Linked DNA regions of Homo sapiens: all the other regions are linked to region 1. The links are chromatin contacts, found by Hi-C in ENCODE. All regions are on one chromosome and are shown on one strand. Each heading gives the region's core, a stretch centred on a gene start or an enhancer-like site at or near the end of the contact. The rest is flanking DNA. Distances are from core to core; before and after follow the strand shown. Region 1 holds the start of PDE8A (phosphodiesterase 8A). Region 2 holds the start of WHAMM (WASP homolog associated with actin, golgi membranes and microtubules). Region 3 holds the start of MEX3B (mex-3 RNA binding family member B).

Region 1 (2,700 bases), core at 201-2,700:
CAATCTGCAGCCATGCACGAATTTTGTTGTTGTTGTCTTTTACTGGTTTAACAAAACATAAACCAACGCATGAGTTCCAGCTTTAAATTCTGAAATGAGAGAACTGGAAAGCTGCTGCTGTGTGCCTTAATGATCACGTTTTTCTTTTTCCTTTTTAACTTTCCTTTAGAAAACCTCAACAAAGACTAAGCCCAGAAACTTTGACAAAACATAAGCCAAGGCAACATGCGCTGGAGAAGACACGCAATGTAAAAAAACAAAAAACCCCAGTCACAAAATGTCCCAGTAAGTCGGCTTAATAAAAGATTAACTTTGTTCTGCTGAATGCTTCAAAAATCGCGTTTCACAGTATTTTCTAATTACATATGCTTTAAATACAGTATGTATGCTAATAAACGTGGACCTCAAATACATGTGCAATGAAGCAAAGCTGATGTTCCAGATTACATTCTAGCAGTCCCGAAGAAAATGGTAACCTGCAACTGCATGTGCAAAGCTGACAGAGGGAAAAGAGTGGTGAGGCCAGTCGCCCTTCCCTTTCTACCACAGGAAAAGAACAAAGTTCACACTGATTTAACATTGCAGGGGCGCGCCAGAATATCCTGGGGGTTTCCCTCAAACACCCGCTCTTGGAGAGGAAATTGATGCAAGCGCCTCAGTCAACTTCACATCGGGCCCCGCCGCTCCGGGAGTCGGATGTGTCCAAAAAACCGACGCCGCGACACAGGCGGCGTCCTAATCGCAACCCTAGGAAATCAGGGTCGCGGGACCTGGGTCGGTCCTTCTCTGAACGCTGCCCCGGCAAGGCGGGAGACTGGCGTCAATCAGAACCATCCAAAGCGGGACAAGAGGGCACCGAGGCCGGGTGGGGGGGACCCCGCCCGGCCCCTGCGGGAAAGTTGCTTACTGGCCGGGCCCGAGTTTCGCGGCGGCCCCAGAGTGCCCGGCGCCCCTTACCTTCTTGCCGCTGCCGTCGCGAAGCTCCGACTCCAAGAGGCCGGCGCCGCGGGTCCGGGGCAAGGCGGCCGTCTTCTGGCCCTGCGGGAGGCGCGGCCCGCCGGACGACAGCGGCGGTGCCGCGGGGCTAGGCGCGTCCTCGGCCACCAGGCGCTCGGAAATGTGGATGCTCGGGGCACAGCCCATGCTGGCGGCGGCGCCGCGGACACGCTGGCGGGTAGCCGCGATCCGGTCAGCAAACGGCCCACCCGGCGCCTCCGGGCCGCCGCGGGCGCCGTGTCATCGCCGCCTGGGCGGGCGGCGGCGAGCGCGGATCTCGCGTCAGGAAACGCGGCCGCCCCTTTTATCGCGGTGCGGGCGCTGCGGCGGCGGCGGCTGCGGTGGGAAGGGGGCGCTTAGGCGGGTGGCGTGCCGAGGCCGCCCCTCCGAACATGCCCTTCCTGAGGCAGGAGCCGACGGCCGCCTCTCACATCGCCGGGCTCGCCTCGGCCGCGCTTCCGGGGAAATAGGGGGAGGAGATTTGCGCTCTCCTTACCCAGGAGCGGCTGAGTCCACGCCGCGCGAGCCACGCTGCCCTCGCCGAGCTGCGGCACGACCCCCGGGGGAGGCGAGCTCCCGGCCGCGCCCGGCCCCGCTCCCGCCGCCGCCGCCGCCGCCTCCCCGGCTCCAGACTCCGCCTAGATGTGGACACCCACGCCGCTCCGCCCGCTGGGCCGCCGCCTCGCGGAAAAGCCCCCCCAGGCCGAGTGCCGGTGGGGTACAAGGCTAGCCTTAGACGCTCCCGCTGGCCGGGGTTTAGGCGCGGGGTCCGAGGGAAACCCCTCGGAGCGGCCGGGCCACGTCCGCCAGGGTAGGGAGGGGAGCAGCTCGGCTCCAGCGGGGCCTGGGGCCGCACCGTCGAGAAGCGCAGAAACGGCTGCGCGCACCCAGGAGTTGCTGGCGGTACGGCTCCGGCTCCGGCTCCGTGATCCGGGCCGGGTTTTGCCGGCAGCGTGCCGCGCCGAGCCCCCAGCGGTGACCTCCAGCGGGTGCTGGCGTCAATGCAAAGCAGCTGGGGCGCCCGCCACCTCCTCCGGACGCCGCCCGCAACTGAGCATGCGCGGCGACGACAGGCGGGGCGCCCGACTGGGCTACCCAGAGAAGGAAAGAGACTTGCCCAGGGACACACAGCCACCTCCGTCCCGAGGCCACCAGAAGCCCGACCGCCAAATTCGAATTCCGGCTCCGTAACTTAGCGGCTACTTGACCTCGGTGGGGTCACCAAGTGTGAGCCCTGGAGCTGTTACCCAGAAAAGAGGCCGGTGGAAAGACCTCCTTTGGGGGTAGTGAAAGTCAAACTGGGGCGCCGCGCGCCGGGTCCCGGGTGGGTGGGGCCTGGGCGTCCGCGAGAAGCCGCAGCCCACGTGCGCTCCCTCGCAGGCCAAAACCTGGCGCGCCACGCCTCGGATTACACAGGCGCCGGGGCGGCCGCAAAGCTACAGCACCGGGCAGGCTGCAGGCGCCCGTCCTCCTCTCATTTTAACCAAAGTGCTAGTCGGGCGTCCGAGACCCCAAAGGCAGAGCCAGGGGAAGGGGCGTACGCATTGCAGGCCTGGGGCCCATGAGGACCCCGGACACGCACACAGCCACTAGCTTGCTGTGTGAACTGGGCCAGTCACTTAACTTCTTGGTGGCTGGGGCTCCTCCCCCACCAGCTGGAGGGCGGTGTCTCTGGGCGTCCATCACGTATCCTGTAGCGGGCTG
Region 2 (2,700 bases), core at 191-2,690, 2.2 Mb after region 1:
AGGTTAATAACAGCAGTGAGCCGAGACTCCAGCCTGGCTCTCCTTAATAAACTGTGGGTGTGGACTTAGAAGGCATATTTTCTCCTAAACCCTTCTGTGAACTTGTACTTCCCCTCCCCTTAGGTTCAGTAAGTTTACCACTCAAATAATTACTCTCTCTCAAACTACCTCTTTCAAGCTTAAAAGGGCACTAATGCGGTCATTCCAAACTGATGAATAAAGTTCACCTTCTGCCGGCTTTCCATTTGACCAAGTATATATTACTTAAAACAAAACACCCTATCTCCTAAAAGCCATTTCTTCCTCTAAACCATTTTATCCCATTTGCGACGTCCCCTCATACACAGGAATTGCTTACATTTAGTCCGTGTTATTCTTTCCTACATGGATGGGTTGTTTTCAGTCTTGCTTGCAATATTTCTGGCATTTCCTGTTACAACATCCTGCTCTGCCAGCATCTTCAGGGCAAAAGTTGGGGGCCTAGCCCAGCTCCCAGCTGCAAGTACACTAGGCTCTAACTTCGCTTGTCCTCTCTGCAGACCCTCCCGCAGCTCCCGCCGGTTTCCCGCAGCGGTCCCGCGCAGGTGACGGCACTGGGGAGCCCGCGGCCTTCTCCGCCCGCCGGCTCCTCCCCGTCAGCCGTCAGCCAGGGCTCTCGGCGCCGGGGGAGCCTCCCACAGTGTCCCAGGCCATGGAAGCGCGGACGAACGCCGGCGACCGGGCCTCGCTTACCTGGCGCAGCCGCGCGTCCGCCTCGACCCACCGCGCGCGCAAGGCCCGCTCCCGGAACTCGCGCGGGCTTTCGCAGTCGGCCGCGCCGCCCTCAGCCGGGAAGAGTGCGTCGCGCACTGTGGCGCCGCCGCAGCCGTCGGCCGCCGCGCCCAGATAGCGTTCCAGCTGCCCGCACAGCTCCTGCAGCGCCGCCTCGCCGGGACCCGCGCGCGTCGGCCACAGCAGCGCCCACAGCCCGAGCCCCAGACCCCAGGCCCCGCCGCCGCCCACGTCCAGCTCCGGCGGCAGCCGCGGGAAGCAGCGCTCCAGAGGCGGCCACAGCGCCGCCAACTGCCGGTGCGCGCCGCGGAGCCCCGCGGCCGAGAGCAGGCCGGCCCAGCTGGACGGGGAGACGGCGGCCTCAGGCTTGGGCTCGGGCTCGGGCCCCAACCGGGCCCCCTCGCGCAGCCGCCGCTGCTGCGCGGTACGGTCGTGACAAGTCACAGCGAACTTGCCCTCCGCGCCGTTCCAGGCCACCAGGAAGCGCAGCCGGTGCCTCTCGGGCTCGGCGAAGAGGCCCTCCCGGACCGGCACCCAGCCCTCCAGGCTGTCAGGCTGCTCGTCCTCCATGGCTGTCGGCAGCAGCGGCCCTAGGGCTCGGCGGGCGCGGGCCTGGCCTCCTCGCACCGCCTGTCACGGGACAGTCCGAGCCAAATCATTTTTCGCTAGAATCGAAACCGCGTCAGTGCCCCAGCAGCACCCTGGCCCCCGGCACTTCTGATTGGCTGGCTGCCGGAGGTGGGGCTTACAAGAGGCATTCGGGGTTGGTTGGGTGATAGACGAGAGGGCCAGCGACAACCAATGAAAAGGTGAGAAGGTCTCCCTCAGGAGTCAATCATCTCGCAACCTGTTCAGGAGTCTGGGAAATACAACTCTTGCCTCACCTTTTCCACCCAATACATACGGACGTTGGAAAAATATCTGTTGAATCGGCGAGTTATTGTATTAGTCTCCCACACTAAACTATGAACTTGAGAACAGGGACCAAGCTGATTTTCTTTTCTATCATCAGGGCCCTATTGAGTACATGGTTCACGCCCTTAAGAATGTCACAAATGCGTTGGGGAGATGAAATATAAACTCGATAGTCATTTATTGAGGGCCTCTAAGTGCCAAGTACTGGGCAAGAAGCCGCAAATTTATTTTTGTCAATTCAACAAACTTTTATTGAGTGTCGGCTGTGTGTCAGTATTGAGGGGGTGGAGTAAGAGGGGGAATTCAGGGCACTGCAGCTCCCAACCAGGGTGTTTAAATACAATCTGTGTTCTAACTCTTCACTTTAGAGTTAAGGAAACGGAGGCCCAGACAAACTTAAGATACACCGACACTCGGGCTCGACATGCCCCCCTGGCTACGGAAGGCCTGTTTAAGGAGATATCAGGAAATCCAGTTTACGTGTCAGGGTGGAGCTAAATCTGTTCATGCAACAAGCACCAAGACGGCCCTAGTCTCTGCCTAGGAAATGTGCAGTGTAGACTGAGAAATACAGTCCATGTCAGCTCCCATCCTGGGAGTGCACTGAGACAGGTGGTGGGAATGGGAGGAGGAAAGGAGGGAGATGCCAGGAAGCTGGGATCAGGAGCCGTTTGCCAAAGCAAGGCCTGTGAGGTGTTGATTCGGGAACAAGTGAAAGTGTTTGTGAAGGTTTTGAGCTGGGAAAAGTTGGAATCAGATTTTGTACTTGCTGTTATCCCCAAGGGTAAACAATAAGCAAACGAAAAAATCAGGGCGAAGCTAAAGCTCTAGTTAGGGCATCTCTCTGCCTTGAAAATGACCTCAAGAAATCTAGGAACCTCTGTGGAATGCAACTTGAAGATGGAAAGGTGCCTTTGTCTGAAGGTCCCTCCCCTTTTATGCCTGCTGCCGGTGTGAGGGTTGGGGATTGGGCCCTGGGACTCAGTCACTCAGTCTTCTTGGAGAGATAAACTT
Region 3 (2,700 bases), core at 169-2,668, 2.9 Mb after region 1:
GCAGAGCGCGCGGGGCCCGAAGGGGCGTCCGCCCTAGTGGGCGGCGGAGGGGGATGCGCGCGGAGAGGACCAGCGCGCACCGCCCCGGCCCGCCCCTCAAATCCTCCTTCCTTCTCTCTCGCACTCGGAGACGGTCCCTGGGAGATCCGGGAGGGGGCGCAGCTCGCCGTCCTCGCCGGCAAGTGCCGTCGCAACCTCCCTCTGCCGCCACCCCCACCCCGAGAAGCGCACAAAGAGCGGCCGGGCAGGGAGCGCTCACCTCCCGTCGGGGCGGGGCCGCGGGCGGGGCCGGCGCGCGCTCCGCAGCGCCCGCCTTAAAGGGCCCGCCCGCTCCTCGCGCGCACTGCGCATGCTCGGCCGCGGGGCACGGAGGGGAGGGATGGGAACAGCGGGCGCGCACGCCCGCGCCGCCCGCTGGCGCTGTGGCCTGCGTCCCCGCGGTGGCGGCGCGGCGCTCGTGCGCGTGTCAGAACCCGCAGGGTCTCGGCCCGGGCGCCGGGCGTGTGCTGGACACTGGTGCCATGCATTCCAGAGGTCGCCAGCGGCCGGGCGGGCCGAGCTCGCGCGGCAGCCAGCTTTTAGCTTTCCCATCCTCAGTTTCAGGGCCAGTTGGGCGAAGTGCTGCCCAAGGAGACAGAAATGCAGGCGCGGGCGCGCGCGCGCGCGGTTGCCAGTGTGGGCGGGCGTGTGCTTTTGTGTCTCGTGCGCTCCCGCGCAGGTGGACAACCCGCGCCGGGAGTCACTCTGCCCGTGCGCCCCAAGACCTGGAGTCCCGTTTTCCGTGTCGGAGGGCTCGGGTCGCCCTTTTGGGCGGACTACAGACTCTTCTCACAGAGGAAGCTTTGGCTCCACGGATGGTTTATTTGGAGCCACTAACGGGACTTCCTGAGGACCGCTCTTTTAGAGCCCGGCTCCAGGCATCAGAGTTGGGCGCGTTTTCTTTTCTCAGTCAGGCGAGGGAGGAGACTTAGGGACAATGATTGTCCTCGGCTGATAGGTACATCCAAGTGTCCCGAGCCTGCCAGTCCCGCATTAGACAACAAAGAGAGGCGTTAGCGGCGGCGGGGGAGGGGCGCGGCCGGGAGGAGGACGGGGCGGGCTGCGGCGAGCGCGGGGGTGGGGGGTGGCGCTCTCTCTCCGCTCGCTCAACCCGCGGCCTCCTCCCGCCCCCGGCCTGGCGCGCGCCAATCGCCTCCCCCAGCGATAGTGTCAGTAGCATTGTGGTGTCAGCTCCCGCCTGTGACGTTGCGCCTCCCTCGTCCCCCTCCGGAGTCGTCTGGCTGCAGAGGCTCAGTCAAGAGGCGGGGAGGAGAGGAGGAAAAAGCGCTGAGTGAGGGCGGGCGGGCGGGCGGGAGGGAGGGAGTGGAGGAGCCGGGGAGGGGCTCCTTAAAGAAACGCTTCTGTCGCTCGCCTGCTCGCTTTTCGCTCGGCATTGCGGCCAGCCAGCCGGGCACTCGGGGGGCACGCGCGGCCACCGCTAGAGCTCTGCCCCCACCCCACCCGCCAGCAGGTCTGGGGTGGGGACCCAGGTGGGGGCTCCTGCAGCCACTGCCCGGTGCGGACCGCACGGAGCGACCCACTCCTCCCAGCACCGAGGAAGAAGCAACGGAGCCCTCAGCAGGCGACCGGCCTCCCCGCCCCTGACCACCCGCTTCCCGGCTGCCTTTGTGGCCGCAGCTTCTCGCCGCCGAGCCGAGGGCCGGCGGGGGCGCGGCGCGCACGGCCGAGCGATGCCCAGCTCGCTGTTCGCAGACCTGGAGCGCAACGGCAGCGGCGGCGGCGGCGGCGGCAGCAGCGGAGGGGGAGAGACCCTGGATGACCAAAGAGCCCTGCAGCTCGCGCTCGACCAGCTCTCCCTGCTGGGGCTGGACAGTGACGAGGGCGCCTCTCTGTACGACAGCGAGCCGCGCAAGAAGAGCGTGAACATGACCGAGTGCGTGCCAGTACCCAGTTCTGAGCATGTCGCCGAGATCGTGGGGCGGCAAGGTAGGTCGAGGAGGGATGGGGAGGTGGGTGGGGGTGGTGTAGGGTCTCAGGCCACTGCCTCGAGGGGAAGGCGTGTTCAGTATCGGGATCCGCGGCGTGGGGTGCCTTGGGGAGAGAGGAAGAGCCGCGCGATGGGCCGGCGCCCCAGACAAAGAAAGTGCAGGCAGGCTGTCTCCCGGAGCCGCGCCGCTGCCCTGGCGGGATGCACTTTCTTCTGCTAAAATCACTGCCTTCTCCCCTAACGCCCCCCAACCAGCCCACCTCCAGAAAGACAATTTAAATGTAAGATGCTTGGGGGAGGGGGCCTTTGATCAGTCCTTTGGGAGGAGGAAGGAGGAGGAGTGAGCATAGGATGGGAGGAGGATTCTGGATTTCTGCAAAGCGGAATGGAGCCCAGAGGAGGAACAATGGGTCCCGGGACTCACACCCCACCCCCTACCCCCAGTCGACCAGCGCTGAGGCATCGCGACTTCAGCTGCCTTCCCCGAGCCCCTTCCCCGTGTCTTCAGAGCTGACGGCGCGCCCAGCTGGATCCCAGCGGCATCTCCCCAGATGACTTTTCTGGGATTCTCGGGTTTGGTTCGGGACGACTGCAGTCACTGGGGGAGGGCCAGGCAGCCAATGGGCTGTTCCTCGAGCGCCTCGCGGGTGGGATCCGCTGCCCAGCCCGTGGCGCGGCCCGAGGTCAGTGAGGGAGACGCCCCCTTTCCGCCC

Evidence for each region. A loop is a pair of places that touch in the nucleus more often than their neighbours do. Pooled maps may share reads with other maps.
Region 2: a loop to region 1 is called in a pooled map, with 17 times the contacts of the local background. The contact joins the promoter of WHAMM here to the promoter of PDE8A in region 1. A Hi-C loop is called at or near these places in 2 of 37 single-sample maps with no recorded cell type and 6 of 50 pooled maps.
Region 3: a loop to region 1 is called in a map with no recorded cell type, with 32 times the contacts of the local background. The contact joins the promoter of MEX3B here to the promoter of PDE8A in region 1. A Hi-C loop is called at or near these places in 2 of 37 single-sample maps with no recorded cell type and 7 of 50 pooled maps.

Annotation. Positions count from the first base shown.
Region 1 is chr15:84,980,606-84,983,305 of GRCh38, reverse strand. PDE8A (phosphodiesterase 8A) reads right to left here and starts at 1,450. Exons shown (of 22, transcript NM_002605.3): 1 at 958-1,450. The coding sequence starts at 1,143. RefSeq lists an enhancer at 1,269-1,801 and silencers at 1,529-2,018, 2,339-2,388.
Region 2 is chr15:82,808,368-82,811,067 of GRCh38, reverse strand. WHAMM (WASP homolog associated with actin, golgi membranes and microtubules) reads right to left here and starts at 1,440. Exons shown (of 10, transcript NM_001080435.3): 1 at 733-1,440. The coding sequence starts at 1,341. RefSeq lists silencers at 535-704, 925-1,034, 1,055-1,184.
Region 3 is chr15:82,044,736-82,047,435 of GRCh38, reverse strand. It overlaps MEX3B (mex-3 RNA binding family member B), which reads left to right and starts at 1,418. Exons shown (of 2, transcript NM_032246.6): 1 at 1,418-1,986. The coding sequence starts at 1,731. RefSeq lists silencers at 169-488, 1,339-1,638 and an enhancer at 169-1,115.